3 separate regions of the Homo sapiens genome follow, and regions 1 and 3 are each linked to region 2. A link is an interaction called in ENCODE POLR2A ChIA-PET data of the cell type or tissue named here. Cell type or tissue: GM12878. All regions are shown on one strand. Each heading gives the region's core, and the rest is flanking DNA. Links, peaks and the distances in the headings are about the cores only.

Region 1 (8,251 bases), core at 1,638-6,637, 300 kb after region 2:
AAAACAAGTAGGTAAACCTCGTTAATTTGAGTTAGCCTGGAACGTCCTCATTTGGAAAGTGGTTGGACTGGAGTTTAACCTTTTCCTTATCTGTGTTAGAAAAAAAAAAAGACCTGATAAACAAAGGAAGGGTGAAAACAAGATTGCAGAGGACATTTTAGACTATTTGGAAGAATTAGGTGTTTCAAGCATTTCAAATAGGTATTTATTCATCCAAGATTATCACTCCTGGTGACCAGGGGTGTCTTTGCATCAGCTCTGTCTCCAACTTGTTGTGTGACCTTGGGCAAATTCTGTAACCTATCTCTGCCTGTTTATTCCCCCGTCAAATGGGGTTATGAAGGTTAAATTATTATCACATGAAAATGCTTATAACAACTCTCTGCATAGTCAAGCCTCTTTTGATTTTCTTAACAAATAAGGTAGGAATTATTTTCCCCATTTTACAGATGAGAAAACTGAGGTTCGGATATTCCTTACGCAAGGTCACATATCTAATTGATATAGATTGGATATAAGGACGCTAGGTCCCTGGAAGATCTAATATTCTGATTCCCAGAGTCTCAAGTTATGCAGCCAGGGAGCAAAGAGTTGAGATCCCCTTTCTTCTTATTTTTATGTTTCCTGGTCTGTGTTGGCCCACGGACTCTCCTTATCAGGATTTCAGCTGCCAGATTGTAGAACAATTGGGAAAATCATCATCACAACAACAACACCCTAGAACCAGAGCAGTCTTTTTTATGACTAGATACTGTGGAACCAGCAATGCATTTTATGATCTTAGAAATTCCAGTAGGATGGAAAACCTATTTTCACTCTTTGTATTATGCTTTGAAGCAAAAGGAAATAAAGATTCAAGTTGGCTTTGAACACCAGGTAGATAGTGAGTATTGTTGGCTCCGTAAAGTTTGCCCAGGGTTTTCCCCTTTGTGGGGAAGAGGGGGAGTGTAGACTAGAATTCGTGAAGTGTCTACTCTGTGTCTGCTTCCTCCAGCTGCTGGGGTGCTGGCCAGGCTTTGTGACTGGTGACCATGCTGGCTCCTGAGGGAGACTCCCCGCAAGCCATGAACTGAACTAGCTGCTTGCAACAAGCAAGGACAGTTTGGGGAGGGGGGCACCAGCACACTGGCTGTGTCTCTTGGTCCTAGTGCTGCCAACCATGGGGTGTTCAGGGGCACAGTCCTCACCCTGGGTATCAGGGACGGCTGGGCACTGGTCAGATTGCAACGGCCCAAGCCTCCCTGCAGCAGGATGCCACGTCGTCATCTCACAAAGGCTTGCTGAGTTCAGCACACAGGATCCATGGCTGCCGGAAACCTGGAATTAATTCCCCTTTATTCTCTTCATTCCCAATGATGTGTTTCAAGTTCTGAAGAGCTGCCAATGAGTCATCATTTTTCTGAAGACAGGGTATCTTGCTGACATGGTTCATCATTTTTCCTAGGCAGGCCTAAAAGTCAGGAGTTAACAATTCAGGAGCCAGCGTCCAAAGTGCCTGCACAGTGCCAGAATCTCCATGTGATCTCATTCACACTTTAGGAAGAATCCTATGATGTAGCATGATTTCCCCCAGGGGAAACTGAGGCTCAGGGAGGTTACTGAATTGCCCAAATACATACTGTAGTAAGTGGTGGAATGAGACTTGAATGATGTTTGACTTCAGAGTCCATACAACAAAAAGTAGTTTTGCCAAGTATAGTAGGGATTGGCTGTGAGATCTTTGTGTATCAGTTGCTTAAAAAGATGGAATTGTGTCATGCTCTTGCTCTGCGTATAAAGACATATATCGTGCATTTCATTTATATATGAAAGGGAATTTATTAAGGAGTATTGACTCACACGATCACAAGGTAAAGTCCCATGATTGGTCGTCTGCAAGTTGAGGAGCAAGGAAGCCAGTGGTGGGTCAGCTCGAGTTCCCAAACCTCAAAAGTAGGGAAGCCGACATTGCAGCCTTCAATCTGTGGACAAAGGCCAAGAGCTCCTGGCAAGCGACTGGTGTAAGTCCAAGAGTCCAAAAGCTGAAGAACTTGGAGTTTGATGTTTGAGGGCAGGAAGCATCCAGCATGGGAGAATGGTGAAGTCTGGAAGACTCAGCAAGTCAAGTCCTTCCCATCTTCTTCCTGCTTTATTCTAGCCAAACTGGCAGCTGATTAGATGGTGCCCACCCAGATTGAGGGTGGGTCTGCCTCTCCCAGTCCATTGACTCAAATTTTACTAATATTTCCTTTGGCAATACCCTCACAGACACACCCAGGAAAAGTATTTTGCATCCTTCGATCCAATCAATTTGACATTCAATATTAACCATCACATCACATGTTTATTATTATTTTTAAAACAAATGTTCTCAAGCCTTTTCTCAGCTATTTAATGGCGATAGCTCTGAGATAAACTACGAGACATAGCAGAAGTTAGAAATAATGGAAACATTATAATGGGACATAATCATATAATTTATATGCCAATTACTTTTCCTCAATCAACAGTAAAGAAGACCAGCCAGGAAGAGGGGACCGGGGCCTTTGGCCATGATGCTTTGTCCCGGATAGAGCAGAGTGTTTGAAAGGAAGTTGTCAGGACAAGGCTGTGCTTCTCAGGACCCAACTGAGAACATCATCAGTTATCCAATTACGCCTGAAGTCATTCATTTGAGTTAGATCATGCCTGGGGTCCTTCAGAAAGTAACAAGCAAGATACTTTTGACATGCTTTCATAATTCCATTAAGAGATAATTTTTTAAAAAACGAAGGTAAAATCATGACTCTCAAATATAAAAACGAGTACATGGTAAATATTTTACTTAACTAATTAATGAGGCAAGTGGTAAGGGTGTTATAACCAGTTCAAAGGAGAAGCCAAAAAACCACACAAGTTTATATGAGTAAAGAAATGTTGGCCAGGTGTGGTGGCTCATGCCTGTAATACCAGCACTCTGGGAGGCCGAGGCGGGCGGATCACGAGGTCAGGAGATCGAGACCATCCTGGCTAACACGGCGAAACCCCATCTCTACTAAAAATACAAAAAATTAGCCGGGCGTGGTGGTGGGCGCCTGTAGTCCCAGCTACTTGGGAGGCTGAAGCAGGGAATGGCGGGAAGCCGGGAGGCGGAGCTTGCAGTGAGCCTAGATCGCGCCACTGCACCCCAGCCTGGGCGACAGAGCGAGACTCCGTCTCAAAAAAAAAAAAAGAAAAAAAAAGTTGCAATGAAGGTACAAATGGCAAATGGATACAGAAGTAGCTTTTTCTGCAGTGTGGCAGTGAAGTCAGTGTAACTTCTACAGTATAGGACAGAATTTGCATTTTGCATTGCTATTAGTTATCTGCAATTTACAGAGTTGCAAAATGCTTCAAGGGCAATGAAAGCTAGAATCAAATAACCCAGGGAGGCTGTGCCGTATGTAGACAATACATCCTTTTCCATGGAAATACAAAATGTTCCCTATATTTAGTATTGTTACAAAATGGTAAAGGAAGTATTTAGCTACAGAATTCTGATGATAACAGGATAAGGTTCTTTCTGGAGGAAAAAGCTGTCTCTTGCTGCATTTTTGCCTCCTGAGTGAAGACTCTGATCGCTGAGAACCGGATTTCGAAGCTTGGTTTCTCGGTTTTTAGTCCCATTAAGCAGGCAGATTATTTAATAGCTGGCACCTCAGTTTCCTCATTTTAAAATAGGAGTAGTAAAATTATTTGCCTCACAGGGCTTGGGGGGAGATAAAATGAGAAAAACCATGAACTGTGCATACCATAGTGCCCAATAAATACGTATCAGCCATTAGTGTTTTTATGTATTACTGCAGTTTTTCGGCATGGTTTTTATTTCTCCCATCCCTCACCTGATCCTTCCCTTTCTTGTTTCCTGCCCATTTAACTGAAGTAGTAAAGAATAGGAGACTTATTTACAATGTTTTAAAGAAAGTATAGAGTCTATGCTTCCTGTTCTTGATTTTAAAATCAAGTTGTTATGTGTTCCTTTCTATTTAAAAAAGAAAGCAAGCTGGGTGTGGTGGCTCATGGCTGAGCCCAGGAGTTTGAGACCTGCCTGGGCAGCATAGTGAGACCCTGTTTCTATAAAAAATTTTTTAAAAAATTAGCCAGTGTGGCAGTGCACAGCTGTAGTCCCAGTTACTTGGGAGGCTGAGGTGGGAGGATGGCTTGAGCCCAGAAGGTCAAGACTGCGGTAAGCTGTGATCATGCCACTGCACTCCAGCTTGGGCAATAGAACAAGATCCTGTCTCTATCTTAAACAAACAAACAAAAAACAAAAAAATAACTAAAGAAAAGAAAAATAGAAAGCATCTTTACCCCCAATATTGCTTTCTTGTTTTTGAGTAATTCTTGTCACCTGTCTTAGCCCAGCTAACTCTGAATTTAAACAAGTGATTCATTTTCTCAGGTTATATATTAATCACCAGAGAAAACAGGTTGGGAGAGTGGGAAAGACCCTCTTTGGGGTCTTCTCAGCCCAGCTGGGGTTAGGAGGCCAAGGCCAGGAGGTGACACACTGGAGCCAGGTCATCCAGAGCTCCTCGGTGAGCCTCTCCCCCATCTGCATTCTCAGACCCCAGGGGCCATGTCCACGGGCCAGAGAGTCTGTGAGCAGCATGTGCCCGGTACCAGAGAAAACTCTACTCAGCCCCGTCCAGAAGAGTTGGTATAAACGTGCCTTTGCAAAGTTTGTTTTTCACTTTTGGGTCTGATGGAGGGGGAATTCTTCAACCTCAGAGGGGAATTCCTGTATGTCTAGGGTCAGGGTGCCTGATGGATTGACCCTATCAGCTCCTATTTCAAATCTGGCACCCCAAGAAACTTCCAGATGATTTGGGTGAAGCTCCCAGGATCTCCCTCTTTGCTCAACAGCCTGGATTCTTCGAGGAAAAAGAAGGCATTTGAGCAAGGATTGGGGAAGAAGCTTCGCCTCTGGGCAAAGTTCAGGGATAGGAGGACAAAGCTATCACAGTGTCTAGGCTTTCTTTACATGTATGGCAACTGGAGTGACACCTGGAGAGAGCCATCTTCACTCCACAGTTCTATTCCTATCACCGAATCTGTCAGGCTCTGGGGAGGACTCCTAGAGAGCAAAACATACTTTCCACACATTAGCAAACAGCATGATTCGATCTCAGGGGTCAGCCAGGAGCAGAACACAGGCAGATGCATACAGGGCTCCCTGCTTCCAGGACTATTTCTTTCTGTTACATATCATCTCTAAAGCAAAATTGCTTGTTTCAGCTCTTGATAGAAATGTAACTTCCCTTGTCCATTTTCCACAGGCAGTGTGTACACAAGGAAGGAAATGGCAGGCTGTTCATATGCAGCAAGATCCACACTTGGCCAAACCTGGGGTCACAGAGATGGACATGGAATCGAGGGCAGAAGATCTGGGTTTGAGTCCAGCAGTGCTTTAGGTAAGTCGTAATCTTTACACAACGGGGATAATGAAACCTGGGATGCCTGCCTCACAAGGTCATAAGCAGAAGAGATGAGGCCGGGCGCAGTGGCTCATGCCTGTAATCCCAGCACTCTGGGAGGCCGATGAGGGCGGATTACTTGAGGTCAGGAGTTCAAGACCAGCCTGGCCAACATGGTGAAACCCTATCTCTACTAAAAAAACAAAAATAAGCTGGGTGTGGTGGTGTGGGCCTGTAATCCCAGCTACTTGGGAGGCTGAGGCAGGAGAATCTCTTGAACCAGGGAGGTGGAGGTTGCAGTGAGCTGAGATTGGGCCACTGCACTCCAGCCCCGGCAACAGAGAGAGACTCTGTCTCAAAAAAAAAATAAAAAAGAAGAAGAAGAAGAGATGGTAGATGCCCAAACATCCTTAAGCAATGAAAAGACCCATGTAAAGCAGAGGCCCCAGGCTGGGATGAGTGGATGAGTACATTGGTGGAGCAAAAAGATCCTGAGATTTGGGAGCCCAAGAGGTTCTGCTTTCTGGCATCAGACCAGAGTGCACCTTCTTGTCCCAGATTCCCAGGGTGACCACCAACAGATGGACAGCTCTGGCTTCTGGCAGGGCAGGGCAGGGCTCTTGGAGGTACCCACCTTCAGTGGGCTGTCTCACAATAATTCCTTCAGGCTTTGGAGATGGTGGTCAGGGCCAGCTGAGATCTGGTGGCCTGCAAGTGAGCTGAGGGCTACTGCAATTAGGCAATTCCTGGGGACCTCACTGATAAGCTCTGGTAGATCAAGCCTGGATGTTTTGTTATTGCATAGGGGTTAATATGATGACCAAGTTCACCTTGGGCTTCTCTCTGGATGTCTTTGCTGGTCTCTCTTTCCTTCATTGCCCTCTCTGACTGAGGTCAGAGTCCTTGAATGGCCCTCAAGCTACCCCTACCCCACTCCCAGGAAAACCTCTGCTCTGGCCTCTTCTCTCCCTGGAGCCCATGCTGAGAGAGCCTGTGGCTCCTCTCACCTGCATAAATAGGTGAGATCACCCAGACACTGCCTCTGGGTGGAAAAGAGAAGGTGTCAAGGGACTGAGCCCTGGGTGTTCCAACATTTAGAAGTAAAGGAGATGAAGAGGGACCTTTCTCCTTTAGCCAAATTACTTCTTAAGAATCGATTCTTGGCTGGGTGAGGTGGCTCATGCCTGTAATCCCAGCACTTTGGGAGGCCGAGGCGGGCGGATCACCTGAGGTTGGGAGTTCAACACTAGCCTGACCAACATGGGGAAACCCTGTCTCTACTAAAAATACAAAAAAATTAGCTAGGTGTGGTATCGCATGCCTGTAACCCCAGCTACTTGGGAGGCTGAGGCAGGAGAATCACTTGAACCCAGGAGGTGGAGGTTGTGGTGAGGCAGAGATCACGCCATTGCACTCCAGCTTGGGCAACAAGAACGTGAAACTCTGTCTCAAAAAAAAAAAAGAAAAGAAAAAAAAGAATCAATTCTTAGTGGTAACATTTCTGGTAAAAGGACATGAACAATATGGTTATAAATGAAGGTATGGATAAATTTCTGGGTAGCTCCACCATCAATGGATATTAGCATTTGACATTTTTTCTTGTTGTTCCATTAGAATATGTAAACTGGCATCTCCAGACTGCTTCCATTTACATGTCTTTGATTTCTGGCAAGAATTAACATTTCCCCACTATGTTTATCTACTAATTGTATGCCCCTTATGGGAATTGTCCAGTCTTTGACCCATTTATCTTTTGGAATCTTGACATTTATTTTACAAATTTGAATTAGTTATTTATGATGGATCTTAATTCTTTGTAATGTTTGATAGAAATATTTTCCCTCTTAAAAAATCTTCAGTAATGCTAATTTTTATAGTGCAATCATTTCAATTGCTTCAAAGCTGAGAAAGTTAAAATTACCCCAGAGAGCTGATAAACTCTCTTTCCAGTTGTCTGCAAGTTCTATCATAATTTGATTTTATATTTAAATCTTTAATCAACCAAAGCTTATTTTGTTGCACGTTTTATTTTTAATAACTTTTCTATTATAAAATCAATAAATGTTTATTATTGTAAAATAGGAAAATAAAGAAGAACAAAAAGAAAAACATACATAGGTCTGTGATTTCACATTTAGAGATAAGCACTGTTGACATTTTGATGTGGATATCCCCAAGTCATTTTTTCTATGTATACAATTATTTAAAAAAAATAACTGTAAACACACTGTACAAAGTGTTTAAATACCTGTGTATTAACAACACATTAATGGCATATTTCAGGGGCATTAAATATTCTTTTAAAACATTATTTGAAATAGCTACAGAGTACAGTTACACTCTATAGATGTACCATAATTGGCTTAATTCCCTATTGTTTTTTCATTAACTGTATTTAAGATAACACTATTATGAACAATGCTATTATAAACATATGCATAAATCTTGGTCCACATGTATGATTTTCTTTGTATAAATTATTTTTTTAGTAGCTTAAAAAAATTTTAGATTCTGAGGGAACATGTGCAGGTTTGTCACATGGGTATATTGTGTGATGCCGAGGTTTGAGCTTCTAATGGTTCCATTGCCCAAGTAGTGAATATTGTACCCGATAGGTTTTTTTAACCTTTGTCCCCCTCTCCTTCTCACCCCTTTTAGAATGCCACTGTCTATTATTTCCATCTTTATGTCCACTTGTACTCAATGTTTAGCTCCCACTTATAAGTGAGAACGTGCAGTGTTTATCTGCTTTTGTGTTAATTTGCTTAGGATAATGACCTTCAGCTGTAGCCATGTTGCTGCAAAGGATGTGATTTTGTTCTTTTTTATGGCTGCGT
Region 2 (8,251 bases), core at 1,834-6,833:
AGGCTGCTTAGTATTGGAAGTAGGTAGAATGTTAATTCATTTATTTTACTGAGAAGATAACTTGGAATATTTTGAATTCTCTTTTTGATTTGTCTTTGTTTTTGATCCTGGATTTTAAAAAATTTTGTAACTTAGGGAAATTTTATAACTTTTGTAACTTTATAAATTTTATATCTTAGGGAAAAAGTAGGAAGGCCAGAAACCCATATACCTACCACTTTGCTGCAACATTTTTCTTTTTTCTTTTCTTTTTTTTTAAAAAATAGAGATGGAATCTCGCTATGTTGCCCAGGCTGGTCTCGAATGCCTCACCTTAAGCTGTCTTCTTTGGCCTCCCAAAATGCTGGGCTTATAGGTGTGAGCCACCACACCTGGCCTCAATATTTTTATTTAAAAAAAAATCTAGTCAGCTTTATTGAGGTATAGTTTACATACAATAAAATTCAACAATTTTTTAAGTGTACGAATTCATAAATTTTGAGAAGTATATTTACTTGTATAACTACCTCCATAATCATAGAACATTTATATCAATCCAAAAAGCTCCCTGGGCTATTTGCAGTCAACTCAAAATACTTTCTAATTTCCATTTGATTTCTTCTTTGACCCATGAACTACTTAGAAATGTAAATTCCTAATATTTGGGGATTTTCTGCATATCTGTTATTGGCTTAATTCTCCTGTAGTCAGAAAACATACTCTTAGATTTTAGTCTTTTAAAATTTGTGGAAACGTGCTTTGTGGCCTAGGATTAAGGTCTATCTTTGTGACTGTTCCATGTGCCCTTAAAAAGAAATATATTCTATCTATCTAGTCAAGTTCTTTGTGTTTAAGTTTTTAATAATCTTACTGATTTTTTTGTCTGCTTGTTCAGAAAGGAGTGGTATGATTTCCAACTCTAGTTACAGAGTCTGCTTTTTTCTGTTCTATCAACTTTTTCTTCACATACTTTGAAGCTTTTTTTATGTACATAAATACTTAGGCTTGTTGTGTTTTCTTCTTGAATTAGGAAATGTCCCTCTTTATCCCTCATAATTTTTTTTGTTTTGTTTTGAAGTTTGTTTTTTCAGCTATTACTGTAGCCACTCCAGCTTTCTTTGGATTAGGGTTTGGATGTTATATATTTTCCCGTCCTTTTTACTTTAACTCATCTTTATTTTTGTGTCTGTTAGCATATATTTACATTTTCCTTTTTTAAAAAATAACAAGGCTGGCGTGTCATCTCATGCCTGTAATCCCAGAACTTCGGGAGGCCAAGCCAGTAGGATTACTTAATACCAGGTGTTTGAGACCAGCCTAGACAACATAGCGAGTCCCCATTTCTACAAAAAATAAGAAAGATTAGCCAGGCTGGGCGCGGTGGCTCACACCTGTAATCCCAGCACTTTGGGAGGCCGAGGTGGTTAGATCACTTGAGGTCAGGGGTCTGAGACCAACCTGGCCAACATGGCAAAACCCTGTCTCTGCTAAAAATACAAAAATTAGCTGGGTGTGGTGGTGCATGCCTGTAATCCCAGCTACTGGGGAGGCTTAGGCAGGAGAATCACTTGAACCTGGGAGGCAGAGGTTGCAGTGAGCCGAGATTGCGCCGTTGCGCTACGGCCTGGGCAACGAGCGAAACGCTGTTTTTGGGAAAAAAAAAAAAAAAAAAAAAAAAAAAAAGATTAGTCAGGCATGGCATGGTGGTGCACCAGTTTCCAGTTACTCAGAAGGCTAAGGTGACTGGGTTGCTTGAAGCTAGGAGGTTGAGGGTACAATGAGCTATGATCACGTCACCACACTCCAGCCTGGGCAATGAGTGAGACCCTGTCTCTTAAAAATCAAAAAGCGAAATGACAGCTTTTGCCTTTTAATTGTTATGTTAGATCATTTACTTTCCCTTCTGCTTGCTCTTCCCCTTCCCCTTCGTCTTCTCCTTTTCCCTCTCCCCTCCCCTCCCCTCCCCTCCTCTCCCCTCCCCTTCGGAGATGGAGATCTCTCTCTGTTGTCCAGGTTGGAATGCAGTGGCCGTTCACAAATGTGATCATAGTGCATTGCAGCCCCAAACTTGGGCTCAAGCAGTCCTCCCACCTCACTCTCCTGAGTAGCTGGGACCACAGGTGCACACTAATGTACTCAGCTGGATCATTTACTTTTAATGTAATTATTCATATGGCTGAGTTTTAAACTGTCATCTTTCTATTTGTTTTCCATCTGTTCATAGTTCTTGTCCCCCTCTTTTCTTGCATTTTTCGGGAGTAATATACTTTTTTTTTTTTTTTTTTTTTTTTTGGGAGACTGAGGTCTCGCTCTGTCGCCCAGGCTGGAGTGTAGTGGCGCGATCTCGGCTCACTGCAACCTCTGCCTCCTGCGTTTAAGCGATTCTCATGCCTTAGCCTCCTGAGTAGCTGGGATTACATGCACCTGCCACCATGCCCCATTAATTTTTGTATTTTTAGTAGAGATGGGGTTTCACCATGTTGGCCAGGCTGGTCTCGAACTCCTCGCTTCAAGTGATCCACCCGCCTTGGCCTCTCAATATAAACTTTTAAAAATGATTCAATTTTATCTCTGCTATTGGCTTTATGATGATATACCTGTTGTATTTTTTAGAGGTTGTTCAGTGTACAATATCTATAACTTATCACTGTATACTTTCAAATAATATTACTTCACTTCATATGGAGTATATGTACACTGTGTTTCTCCTCTGTTTTCTGTTGTGCTGTTATTGTTACACATTTTAATTCTGTGTGTCATAAATTCCACAGTAGATTGTGTGTTTAAAAAATGTATTCGCTTAACTTTGAAAGAGATTAAAAATGAGAAAATAAATCCTTTTTATTTTCTTATATATTCATTATTTCTGTCACTTTTATTATTTGCATCAGTGTAGGTTTCCATCTGGTATTATTCCTTCTATCTGAAAAACTTTATCATTTCTATTAATGGAGGCTACTAGTGATGCATTGTAAGCTTTGAAGCCCAGAAGGGCTTCGTTTCACCTCCTCTTCTCACCTTCATTTGTGAAAGTTATTTTCACTGGCTATAGAATCTTAGGTTGATAGAGTTCTTTTTTTCTTGTAGTACTTTAAATATGTGGCTGCATTTTCTTCTGACTTAACATAGAGTGTGCTGTCAGTTTTATCTTTGTTCCTCTGTTTATAAAATGTGTCTTTTTTTTCTGGCTCCTTTAGTGCTTCCCTACCCACAGATGATTTTAAGAATTTTTTTTTCTCCCTAGTTTTTAGTCATTAGCTTATGACATGCCTTTATGTGGTTTTTGTTTATTTATTTATATTTTTAATTTTAATTTTTATTTTTGAGACAGGGTCTCACTTTGTTGCTGAGGCTGTTGTGATCATAGCTCACTGCAACCTTGGACTCCTGGGCTCAAGCGAACCTCCTGCCTCAGCCTCCTGAATAGCTGGGATTACAGGTGTGCAATAAAAAGTATTCCTGGCTAATTTTTACTTTTTTTTTTTTTTTTTGGTAGAGACAAGGTCTTGCTATATTGCCCAGCTGATCTTGAACTTCTTGGCCTTGAACAGTCCTCCTGCCTTAGCCTCCCAAAGTGCTGGGACTGCAGGCATGCACTACCATGCCTAATTTTCTTTTATTTTTTATATTCATATAATAAATACGATTTATTTATTTATTTATTTTGTTTGAGACAGGGTCTTGCTCTGTTGCCCAGGCTGGAGTGTGGTGGCACGATCATAGCTTACTGCAGCTTTGACTTCCTGGGCTTCAAGCAATCCTCCTACCTCAGCCTCTCGAGTAGCTGGGACTGTAGGCATGTGCCACTGTGCCCAGCTAGTTTTTATATTTAGTAGAGACAGGGTTTGGTCATGTTGCCCAGGCTCGTCTTGAACTCCTGGGCTCAAGCAATCCACCCGCCTTGGCCTCCCAAAGTGTTGGGATTATAGGTATGAACCACCGTGCCCAGGCTCTGTGGCTAATTTCACTCCACTAGTAAGGTGTTATTTTTCTGAGGACTGTAGCAATGCTCCATACATTACAAGGTCTTTCTTCTCTAGATGGTAGAAATATGAACATTTTCCAGCCCTGTGTGAGCTTTGAGGATTGTTTTGCTTCCTTCTACTGGTGGTTCATTTTTTCTGAGGCGGGAGTTTATTTTCTCACATGCTTAGATCAGTAGTCAGCCAAACCCTTAGGGAACCCCCACTTGAGGTGGCTGGAGCTCTCTCTCTGTTCAGCTTCCTCCTTTCTGACACTCTGGCACATAGATTCTAAATACCTGATCTCCCTGAACTCAGAGGTTGTCTCAATTAAGTGGAAACTTCAGGCTCTTGGTTTCTTCTCCCTGTCATTTGGCCTGGAGACTGCTTACAGGCAGTAAGCTGGGCCAGTTGTAGTAGATCTCACTTCATTTGTTTCTCTTGTCACATCTTTTATCTAGTTTTCTAATTGTTTATGGTGGTAGGCTAAATTCAGTCTCTATTACTCCTGAAGTAGCTAGTGATTTAATAATTTGCATATTTTTTTCTTTTTTACCCTGCCTCCCACCCTAGAATCTGTCTAGTGTGAGTTATGGACATCGTGTCATTTTACCCTTAAATATTTAAAATGAACCTCCCAAAATTTAGAACCTTCTCCTTATAATAACAATGTTGTTGTACTAAGGAAAATTAATATGAATTTCTTTCTTTTTTTTTTTTTGAGACGGAGTCTTGCTCTGTTGCCTAGGCTGGAGTGCAATGGCACGATTTCGGCTCACTGTAACTTCTGCCTCCCGGGTTCAAGCAATTCTCCTGCCTCAGCCTCCCGAGTGGAGACAGGGTTTCACCATGTTGGCCAGGCTGGTCTTGAACTCCTGACCTTGGGTGATCCACCTGCCTCGGCCTCCCATAGTGCTGGGATTACAGGTGTGAGCCATCACGTCTGGCCAATATGAATTTCTTAATATAATCTAAGACTGATTCTGCTTTGTCTAGGATTGTTTCCAAATGTCGTTTGTTTTCTTCTCAATTGGATTCTTTTTCTATTTTCCTTTTATTGTTTCTTTCATGGTTTTTTTCTCCAGTGTGTTTTTACAATGTTATGTTCATGGTTGTGTGTCTCTTCTCTACCCAGTTATTCTTTTTGCTATGATATAAAGTGGGTGAGTTTATTTTTTATTTTTTATTTTTTGAGGTGGAGGCTCACTGTTGTTGCCCAGGCTGGAGAGCAGTGGCGTGACCTTGGCTCACTGCAACCTCCGTCTCCCGGGTTCAAGAGATTCTCCTGCCTTAGTCTCCCAAGTAGCTGGGATTACAGGCGTCAGTCACCACGGCAGGCTAATTTTTTTTTGTATTTTTAGTAGAGACTATGGGTTTCACTATGGTTTCACCACTCTGTTGGCCAGGCTGGTCTCAAACTCCTGACCTCAGGTGATCTACCCACCTCAGCTTCCCAAATTGTTGGGATTACAGGCATGAGCCACCACACCCGGCTTGTGATTTCTTTTTTCTTTTCTTTCTGCCTCTGAGACCAGTGTATTTTTTTTCCGCCTTCCAATCTTAGTTTGAGGGGCTGATTATTTTGTGTTTTATTCACGTTTCTGCAGTCACGGGGCTGTGATCATATATAATTTTTTTGAGAATTCCAGGACTCCCATTCTCTTGAGATTTTTAAATAAGTGAATTGTGTGGCATCTGAGGGCTAGGGGCAACATCAGAAGTCCAGTGTGCCATGCTTTCCTACATTTTCATTAAAATATTATTTCATTCCTTGGCTGCCTGTTTGAAAGATTATATTATTAGGTTATGACCAGTGTTGTATTTAGCACACTGTCTTGAAAAAAGAAAAAAAAAATCCTCTGATTTGGCTGGGTATGGTGGCTCACACCTGTAATCCCAGCACTTTGGGAGGCTGAGGCAGGAGGATCGCTTGAGCCCAGGAGTTTGAGACCAGCCTGGTCAACACAGTGAGACCCTGTCTCTACAAGAAATACAAAAGTTAGCCAGGCATAGTGGTGCGTGCCTGTAGCCTGAGCTACTGGGAAGGCTGATGTAGGAGAATCACCTGAGCCCTGGAGGTCAAGGCTACAGTGAGCCTTGATAGTGCTACTGCACTCCAGCCTGGGCAACAAAGTCAGACCTTGTCTCAAAAAAAAAAAAAAAAAAAAAAAGTTCTCAAATTTGTAGCCTTTTCAATGTCAGTTTCCATGGTGGTGTAAATACTCCCTTCATGGCTGATTTCAAGCTACAAACATAATGTTACAGAGCATGAAGTTGGGAAGGGAACTGACACTCATGAGCATGTATCAGCCAAATTGCTTATCTTTTTTTATTTGATTTCAGTTCTTTTCTTTTTTTTTTTTTTGAGATAGGGTCTCTGTCATCTAGGCTGGAGTGCACTGGCCGTTATCATAGCTCACTGTGGCCTTGAACTCTTGGGATTAAGTGATACTCCCTCAGCCTCTTGGGTAGCTTGGATTACAGGTGCATGCCATCATTCCTGGCTAGTTTTTTTGTATTATTTATTTATTTATTTTTACTTATTATTATTTTTTGTGACAGAGTTTTGCTCTTCTTGCCCAGGCTGAAGTGCAGTGGTGCGATCTTGGCTCACTGCACCCTCCACCTTCCGGGTTCAAGTGATTCTCCTGCCTCAGCCTCTTGAGTAGCTGGTGTTATAGATGCATGCCATCACGCCAGGCTAAGTTTTGTTATTTTTAGTGGAGACGGGGGTTTCACCATGTTGGCCAGGCTGGCCTTGAACTCTTGACCTCAGGTGATCCACTCGCCTCGGCCTTCCAAAGTGCTGGGATTACAGGCATGAGCCACCGTGCCCGGCCTATTATTTACATATATATATTTATTATTTCAGACAGAGTTTTGCTCTTGTCACCCAGGCTGGATTGCAATGGTGCGGTTTTGGCTCACCGTAACCTTCGCCTCCCGGGTTCAAACGATTCTCCTGCCTCAGCCTCCCGAGTAGCTGGGATTACAGGCACCTGCCACCATGCCCAGCTATTTTTTGTATTTTTAGCAGAGGTGGGGTTTCACCATGTTGGCCAGGCTAGTCTTGAACTCCTGACCTCAAGCGATTCACCCCCCTCAGCCTCCCAAAGTGCTGGGACTACAGGTGTGAACTACCACACCCGGCCACCTGGCTAATTTTTAATTTTTTGTAGAGACAGGGGCCTTTCTATGTTGCCTAGGCTGGTCTTGAACTCCTGGACTCAAGTGATCCTCCCACTCTGGCCTCTCAAAGTATTGGGATTACAGGTGTGAGCTACTGCATCTGACCTGATTTCAGTTCTTGAAGTTTGTTCTATGTGTGTGTGGGGTGGGGGCAGAGGGGCAGGTAGGCTGCTTTATCCTCTACCCATGGCCCCCTTATTTCCCTCTTCATTAAGTATTAGGGAATAGAAATTATGTAATTCAATTTCATACATTATCTTAATATAAGTTTTTTTCCCACAGTACTGAGATTACACAAATACTGATATTTAGGCATAATTAAGATAAACATTCATAGGTCTTATATAGAAGATGATAATGAGATGGACTTGGTAACTGTGTGTCCCGGGGAAGTGTTTTTAGCTTTCCCAATTAAACCCTATGAATCATGTTCTATCTCAATTACAAAGATTCAGAAAATCATTACTCAGGTCTTTTGCCAGTGAAAGTGAATAGTATGTTGCTTTTATAAAATTTGTGTGTGGGACAGAGAAAAGATGACTTTGTTTAATAACTCTCCCAGTAGAATTTCAGCTGTGTAAATCGTTGAGCTTTTGTCATGAGTGCTTCAGAACAGCAATAGTTATTGTTTTAAGTTATCAAAAGTGACAGAATACTTTATCTGAACTGCGACTTAAAAACTTGACTTTTTCCTGATTTAAGCAGCAGAGACAGAAATAAAAACCAGCTTGACGCCTTTGGTGCCGAAAAAGGAGTGGAATCCACAGTTCTGCAAAGCCAAGCTTGTGCTATGGCAACTCAGACCACTTAAATCCAATTCAGTAATCCAGTGGAAATTTTCAAAATGAAAGAAATTATTCAAAAGTTCTCATTCTTCCCCATTATTGATTTCTTCTTTTTTGCTAAACTCAATTATACTACATTTATAAGTATGTTTAAAGGATACAGAAGATGCATTGGTATATTTGATTCCATTATTTAGTCTTGATTTTTAAAAGTTCCATGCTAGGCCGGGCGTGGTGGCTCATGCCTGTAATCCCAGCACTTTGGGAGGCTGAGGTGGGCGGATCACGAGGTCAGGAGATCGAGACTATCCTGACTAACATGGTGAAACCCCGTCT
Region 3 (8,251 bases), core at 1,202-6,201, 89 kb after region 2:
TAAGCTTTATTTTTTAGAGCAGTTTTAGATTTACAAAAAATTGAACAGATTAGGTATTCTCAAATCTCCTTCCTCCCTCCCCTGACAGTTTTGAGGAGTACTGATGAGGTATATTTTAGAATGCTCCCCTATTTGGAATCTGTCTGATGTTTTCCTTATGATTAAACTGTAGTTATGGGTTTTTGGGACACTCAGTGTTTATGTCTCATTGTTTGTGATATTTGGATCACCATTTGTGATGCTGCTCATTTTCCTGAGGTGGGGAGAGTTCTGGATTGAAAATGGTGGGGCATGTTACTTGTATTTTCTTTTTTTTTTTTTTTTTTTTTGAGACAGAGTGTTGCTCTGTCACCCAGGCTGGAGTGCAGTGGCGCGATCTCCGCTCACTGCAACCTCCACCTCCCGGGTTCACGCCATTCTCCTGCCTCAGCCTCCCGAGTAGCTGGGTCTACAGGCGCCCGCCACCATGCGTGGCTAATTTTTTATATTTTTAGTGGAGATGGGGTTTCACCGTGTTAGCCAGGATGGTCTCAATCTCCTGACCTCGTGATCCGCCCGCCTCTATTTTCATTATTAGGGTCTTCTTAAAGGTGAAACAAGATACTTCCTGTGTACTTCATGAGCAAAAATATGGTGATTGGCAACCAGAATAGAAAACGAAGACTCCCGTTGTCAACTTTGTATCCCCATTTTCCCCCCCTCTGCTTTTTTTCCTTTTATATTATTATCTCTCTTTCTTTCAGACATTAGATGTCCGCTTCCATTACTCTATGTTAAACCCCCAACTTCAGCTCTTGGAAGCCATCTTCTAAGAGCTGCTGGGGAGGGGCTAGGCAGGCACAGAAGAATAGAGGCCATAGTGGGAAAGAAAAGGGATCTTTGTTCCTTTGGTCCAACTTTTTCGAGTGTAGGTTACCTGCCTTGAAATAACACTGCCAGCTTCTTCACTTGTCTTTGCACTTACTACTAGCTGAACTGAGTTTCATATTTGACATTTTTTTTTTTAAAACAAGGAATGTTATATATTTATTCTTGATTATTTCAATACCCTTATGAGGTGTAGGTATTATTGTCTCCCTTCTACAGATGAGGAAACTTGTGTTCAGAAACTTTGTGACCAACCTAATACCACACAGCTAGAGGTGGAACAGGATCTGGAATCTGGACCTTTTGACTCCAGATTCAGTTCATTTGGTAATTATATTACTAGGTATTTTATATATATATAAATACAATCTACACACACACACACAGTAACATCTTAGCCTTTTCTTTGATGTTTCAAATAAGAAGCTGAAATGTTTTCTGCTTCTTAGTAGAGGTTATACATTGGTGGAATCTGTTTTCTTCTTTCTTGAGAGAGAAGAGTTATAAAATCATACTAAGCTATAATATTTTGATATAATTTTGGGTAATTGTCATGGCATAATGGGAAGAGCAATGGACTGAGAGCTGGGAGACAGGATTCTTGTGTGTTTTCTGTCTGTAAATTCAGGAAAATCATTTTGCTTCTGGCTGTTTTTTCATTGTAGTTCTGTCTTTGCCCTTCTTTTGAGTCTTCATGTTTCTACCTATAGGTCTTATCAGTTAACTGAATGAACATAGTCTCAGTTCGGCTTGGTCGTTGAATGAGGCTGGCTTTGGAATTCATCTCTACAGTTAGTCCTGAAACCTTCAGTACTCCTCTATTTGTGAAGAACATCTTTTGAGGCATTTCATTTGGTAGAAATAGTCTCTTCTGTTTTCTTTAGATTAGATGTTTTAGTTTGATATTACATATTAAAATTTGAGAGCGTACAGAACTTAACACAGGGTTCTCGGGATAACCCACAGCTTATTGAATTCTTAACCCATAGTTTAAAAGTATAACTTCAAATGCTGGGAAAATTACATCATTGAAATATTGCAATAGGACACTTGCTATTGGCATTTAATGCTTGTCTGGATCCCTTGGATATTTAACATCTTTGATCCCTACCCATTGCATGTGAGTAGTGCTCTCCAGACTTGAAAGCCAAATGCCTGTGCTCTCACATTTCCTGGTATCACTTGTGGGAGTATTACTATGGTCTGGTCCAGAATTATTGCTTACATTAATATTGTATGATCAGCATGCTACTATTAATTTTTGGCCTCCTCACATCAAAACTGTATTTATGGAATATGTCAAGGTATCATATTACTCTTGTATTTTTTTCTAAGACTTTTTTTTGGGGGGTGGGGTGGAGTGGGTCTGTTTTGAAGTTTAGGACAGATACTCTAACTTTAGCTCTCAAACTATCCTGTAGATAGAAAATTGTCATTATACTTCTTTGTTGCTTATTGAATCCTTCATCAATAATTACTTTTGACCCGAATTGAAAACGTTTCACCCTTCTCATTGTTATTCACAACTTATGTATTTGTCAGTGATAAATATATGTATAGTAAAATCTTAAATTTAAAATATATAGCAATTGAGTTTGAGTTAATGGTTTAGCTGTGGGTATATATGATACCTCATTACTGAGTTTTCTGGCATATCAAAACTAGTTGCAGTATTTAAAAAAATTAAACCATAACTTTCAGAGTTACAAATAGTATTTTATTTCTTCCTGTATAATCAAGTTACTCCAACATATGCTATTAGCCTGCAACAAATATTAAACTTCCTTTTTTTTTTTTTTTGAAACGAAGTCTCGCTCTGTTGCTCAGGCTGGAGTGCAGTGGCATGATCTCTGCTCATGGCAACCCCCGCCTCCTGGGTTCAAATGATTCCCCTGCCTCAGCCTCCTGAGTAGCTGGGATTACATGCATGCACCACCTCGCCTGGCTAATTTTTGTAATTTTAGTAAAGATGAGGTTTCAACATGTTGGTTATGCTGGTCTCCAACTCCTGATCTCAGGTGATCCGCCTGCCGCCGCCACCCAAAGTGTTGGGATTACAGACGTGAGCCACTGCGCCCGGCCATTTTAAACTTTCATATAAGCGATAATCATAAAGACCAAAAGCAGTTGTTTAAGAAGTTAGGCAATATATAAATTACTATATTTCAGAATAGTATATTCTAATTTATGTATACTCTTCTCTTAAATTAGCCAGACCCTAAAAGTGCAGAAAAATGTATATTATCAGAGATTTAAAAATATGCCTATTTACTTTTTTTTTTTTTAACTGATAAAGATTTGAAGTGTGGAGTCTTCTATGCTTAATTCAAGTTTGACAGTACTGCATTGGACCAATTTGCACATGACAAATCTTCACTAAGGCAGGATATTAATTTACTATTTGTTTAAAACTATGCTGTGTGTACAATAATTATTATATACAGAATACTTATTTATATATTTTCTGGTTTCCAGAAATAATGATGTGCTTCTCAGGACTGAGCTCCAAAAGTAGAACTAGCTTGAAGAAAATATATTAAATTCTCACAAATTATTTGGTATTTTCTCTCTACTCAGTTGTCAGTGTAGAAAAGGTATTAAATTTTGAATATCATAAAAGTTCTCAACCCCTTGCTGGGTTAAATTTGCATGTGACTCCAGCTATTTGTCCGGCCTATAGTCTCAGGTCACTCATTTTAATGTGCATATACATCACCTGAGGTGGGCAGAGTTCTGGATTGAAAATGGTGGGGCATGTTATTTGTATTTTCTTTCTTTCTTTCTTTTTTTTTTTTTTTTTTTGAGACAGAGTCTTGCTCTGTCACCCAGGCTGGAGTGCAGTGGCATGATCTCTGCTCACTGCAAGCTCCACTTCCTGGGTTCACGCCATTCTCCTGCCTCAGCCTCCCGAGTAGCTGGGGCTACAGGCACCTGCCACCATGCCCTGCTAATTTTTTGTATTTTTAGCAGAGATGGGGTTTCACCGAGATGTTCTCAATCTCCTGACCTTGTGTTTCTTTGAAACACATTTTTCTTTTCAGCTTTCTGAATTTTAACAGTAATTCAAATTTGTATTTTGTTGCCATATATTTATTATATTTAATGGGAGCAAGGCAACAGTCGTAGTATAATGCTGTTCTTGCAGACCTATTTTGAATTGCCTTCTGTTACATGCTTTATTAGGGATTCTAAATACTAGACTTGTTTTTGAAGTGGGGAGAATGGGAAGGGGAGGAGAAGCAATATTAGACTTTTTTTAAATGGTTTAGTAACTTTGTTGTAACTTGTCTATAGAAAGCTAATTAGAGCAGTTATCGTAATACGCTTATCCATTTGATTGTATTTCTTTTAAAAATCAAATAGGGAAAACTTTAAGTATAAATATAAACTAAATAACTTCTCACTGAAAATCTTATAATAAAGTTAATTAAAAGAAAATATGATCTTACCAGTGTAATGTCTATATAAAGGCATGAATTGACCAGATGGTTTCTGATTTTCCTATTATTATTTTTCTGATTTCTCTTAATTGATTTTAGCTGTGAAAGCACTGTCATTTGCTGTTAAATTCTAAAGTCCCTGTTAATGAATAGATGAAGTACAAAATGATAAAAATATTTAAGTGGAAATATGGTTTTTCTTTTAAAATTTGATAGTGTCCTAAAGACATACTGGAACAATCATAATTCAGTTTTTAATTTTTTTTTGAAGATTTCAAACCTGCGGAAAGGTTGCAAGAATAGTATGGTGAAATTCTTCTTCTTTTTTTTTTTTTTAGACAGAGTGTCACTGTGTCGCCCAGGCTGGAGTGCAGTGGCACAATCTCAACTCATTGCAACTTCCACCTCCTGGGTTCAGGCAATTCTCCTGCCCGAGTAGCTGGGATTACAGGTGTGCACCACCACACCCAGCTAATTTTTGTATTTTTAGTAGAGATGGGGTTTCACCATGTTGGCCAGGCTGGTCTCAAACTCCTGACCTCAAGTGATCTGCCTGCCTCGGCCTCCCAAAGTGCTGGGATTACAGGCGTGAGCCACTGCGCTCAGCAGTGGTGAATTCTTGATGGATTAATCAATTATTAACCTTTTGTCGCATTTGCTTTCTATCTCTCCCTTCCTTCCCACCCATCTTCTCTTTTTCCTTCTTTCCTCTACCCCCTCTTTTTTTTTTTTTTTAACCTTCTTGACATGATTATTTTCTATTTTTACAAATACATTGTATGTCATATCTCAGGACAGGGAATCATGTGCTCATGTGCCTCACTGCTTCTTGTAGAAGTGACTTTCTCAGAATCTTCTTGAGGATATTTTGTTCAACTTTCATTTAACTTAAATCATAAGATTTCTTTTTAAAAGATGAAAGGATGTACACTTTGACTTAGTGTAAATACTGATATATTCAAATTGAAAGGAAATGTAAATATTTGTTTTCCTAAATTAATGGGAATAACATTTGGGGGACATTTTGATTGTGAAGAACATTTTGTAAAGGCTGTGTACTCAGTCCTGGGAGTTTCTTTCTGAATGTCATTAAAACTTTTATATGAAGTGACTTCTTAGTCTTGGACCAAAGAAACTTTTGCATATGTGATACGTTTGAGTACCAGTTCTATTTTAGATTAAAATATAAAATGTTTTCATTTAATATAGCATGTATTACCTTTTTGGGGGTAAGGGGAAACAGATACTAATTTAGCCATTTTTTTGTTCTGGATTAGGAAGCTCTGGAGGAATATGTGAAAAAAGTAAACTCTATTCAGATGGTAAGAAGAAGTCCTTAAACACTGGAATTATTACTGTTCAGAACTATGGGTCTCATGTACCTCCCAAAGTCTCTCACATTACTTTTGCTCACGAAGTTGGACATAACTTTGGATCCCCAGTAAGTATTGTCTAATTATTAGCTTAAAAAATACTTATTAGTCTAATTTTTATGTTGAGTGATTTATTTAAAATTCACCGTGAAAACAAATGTACTTACGAGTGTTTAGTTTTTATGTCAGAGCACAGTAATGTATTTGACCATACTGAAAGGGAGGAAGATAGAATGTTTGTGGTTAAAGTAAGAAAAGTAAGCATAACAGTGCTAGAATTCTGTGAAGGCAAGGGATTTCATCTGGCTTATTCAGACAAAATATCTATATCTCCTGGCCCTAGAACAATGCCTAGTACATAATGTACTCAAATATCTTTTGAATGAGAATCATTATTCATTGTTTAAAAGTACATTTTGAATGTTCAGCAAATTGTGAGAAATTCTTTTTTTGTTTTGTTTCTGTTAAAGCATTTTTAGGGAATGAGATTGATATTTTAAAATCTTTTCTCTACTGTGGAATGAGATTGATAATTTAAAGTATTTTCTCTACCGTGGAATGAGATTGATATTTTAAAATCTTTTATTAGGAAAAAATTCTAACATACACAAAAGTAGAACAAATAGTGCAACAAAGCGTTATACGCCCATGATTCAGAACAGGGATCAGCAAACATTTTCTGTAAAGGGCCTACTAGTAAACATTTTAGGCTTCAGGGGCAGTGTTTGGTTTCTGTTGTACAGTCTTTGTTGCTTTTACAATTTGTTAAATATGGAAAAGCCATTCTTAGTTAAGCCATATAAAAACAGGCTGCTGGCTACTTTGTCAACCCCTAATTCAGAGCCAATAATTGTGAAGATTTTGACATATCTTCTATCTGTATTTCTTTTTCTTTGCTAAGGTATTTAAAGGAACTCTATCTATCCTTACGTATTTCAGTACACATTCCTGAAAAAATAGACATTTTCTAATACAACTACAATGTGGTTATTACACCTAACAAAATTAACAGCGATCTTTGATATTATCTAATATCCAGTCCATTATATTGATCTTTTAAGTGACCTTAAAGATCAGTACAACACAGAAATATGAAATACTGAATGATACTCTGTCTTTGTGATTTTGGTAGAGCTTATTAAAGATAACATTTTGAAAATGTACACTTGAAAACTGTATGTAAATTCATTTTACTTTCACCTTATCACTTGCAAAAGTGCAAATTTTTATGATTTTAAAAATAAGTTGTCTACTTGTAGCTTAAAATCCCCAAATGCACTTCTCTAATTTTTCCCATGTTTGTAAAATAGGTGCCATCTCACTAAGTTGCAAGTCTTTCTTCTTCTACATCCCAATCAGAAATTGATAGATTATTATTAATGTTCTTGGATAAGGTATTTAAAATGTGCTTAATCTCTGTAACTCTTGACTGCTTTTGTGATCTTCTCTTAAAAGAGTACTTGGAATTTTAGAGATGAGCAGAGAATTATTGTTCATAGTTGATTTGCATTTTCAAGAGCAGATAAGTGTCCTCTCTTCTCCCCAAGTCATCTTGGTTCCAGGCCTTACCAGGGGAATTTTAGTACTCCTCCAGCTACTTGTCTGGCCTTTAGTCCCAGGTCACTCATTTTTATGTGCATATACATCACCTGAGAATCTTAAAACACAGATTCTTTTTTAGTAGGTCTTTGATGGGGCCTGAGTTTCTGTATTTCTAACATACTCCCACATAATGCTGCTGCTGCTGCTGCTGGTGCTCATCTGTGAACCACACTGCAGTAGGGAATCTAGACCATTCTCTTTTCACTTCTTGTGTAATCTCTTTCCTACCTAGCTGCCAGTGAGATGTTTTTATTCAATTAATGTTATATTATTGTTTAATGGAGAAATTGGTTCACACTCTTTGCCTACCACGCTCAATCGTACCCCATTCTTTTGCACATGTTGTTAATTCTGCCATCTGTATCCGTAGTAGATGGTTGTCTTCATCTGTTTTGTGTTGTTATAAGGGAATATCTGAGGGTGGGTAATTTATAAAGAAAAGAGGTTTATTTGGCTCATGATTCTGTAGGCTGTACAAAAAGCATGGTGCTGGCATCTACTCAGCTTCTGGTAAGGGCCTCAGGCTGCTTCCACTTATGATGGAGGGCAACAGGTGCTGGCATGTGCAGAGATCACATGGTGGGAGTGGAGGTGGTGGGAGCGTGGGGTCAAGGAGAGAGGAGGTACTAGGCTCTTAACAGCCAGCTCTTGCAGAAACTAAGAGAGTGAGAATGCACTCACCCACCCACCTCCAACCCTTCAGGAAGAGCATTAATCTATTGATGAGGGATCTGCCCCCATGACCCAGACCTCTCTTGTTAGGCCCACTAACAACTTTGGGATCAAATTTGGGGGGACAGACATCCAAATTATACAATGCTTAATAAATATTTGTTGAGTAATTTAATAGTAAGATCAGCCAGAATCATAAACACCTGAACCTGTCTCCCTTAACATCTTTATCTGAAATCTCTTTCTCTCTTATACGTTTGTAGTAATGTCAATGTTACTTTTTCTGAGTGGTTCACA

Evidence for each region. ChIA-PET counts read pairs that join two places held together with the same protein. Peaks named below come from ENCODE experiments on the same cell type or tissue, not always from the same donor. Only the 100,000 strongest peaks of a DNase experiment are listed, where the experiment ranks them.
Region 1: POLR2A ChIA-PET joins it to region 2 with 6 read pairs; 3 of 35 experiments call an interaction of 5 or more read pairs at or near these places.
Region 3: POLR2A ChIA-PET joins it to region 2 with 5 read pairs; 2 of 35 experiments call an interaction of 5 or more read pairs at or near these places.

What each region holds. Positions count from the first base shown.
Region 1 is chr15:58,417,131-58,425,381 of GRCh38, reverse strand. No RefSeq gene overlaps it. Among named protein-coding and RNA genes, the nearest start is that of LIPC, 11 kb to the left of the region's middle. RefSeq lists an enhancer at 989-1,038. In GM12878, for the core only: no CTCF peak of the experiment used is centred there; DNase peaks (open chromatin) are centred at 4,561 and 5,061; H3K4me3 peaks cover 955 bases; H3K27ac peaks cover 2,870 bases.
Region 2 is chr15:58,720,588-58,728,838 of GRCh38, reverse strand. The region is part of intron 1 of ADAM10 (ADAM metallopeptidase domain 10); the gene reads left to right. Among named protein-coding and RNA genes, the nearest start is that of ADAM10, 25 kb to the left of the region's middle. RefSeq lists an enhancer at 4,257-4,476. In GM12878, for the core only: no CTCF peak of the experiment used is centred there; a DNase peak (open chromatin) is centred at 4,188; H3K4me3 peaks cover 400 bases; H3K27ac peaks cover 1,476 bases.
Region 3 is chr15:58,630,693-58,638,943 of GRCh38, reverse strand. ADAM10 (ADAM metallopeptidase domain 10) reads left to right here. Exons shown (of 16, transcript NM_001110.4): 9 at 5,585-5,748. Among named protein-coding and RNA genes, the nearest start is that of ADAM10, 110 kb to the left of the region's middle. In GM12878, for the core only: no CTCF peak of the experiment used is centred there; no DNase peak of the experiment used is centred there.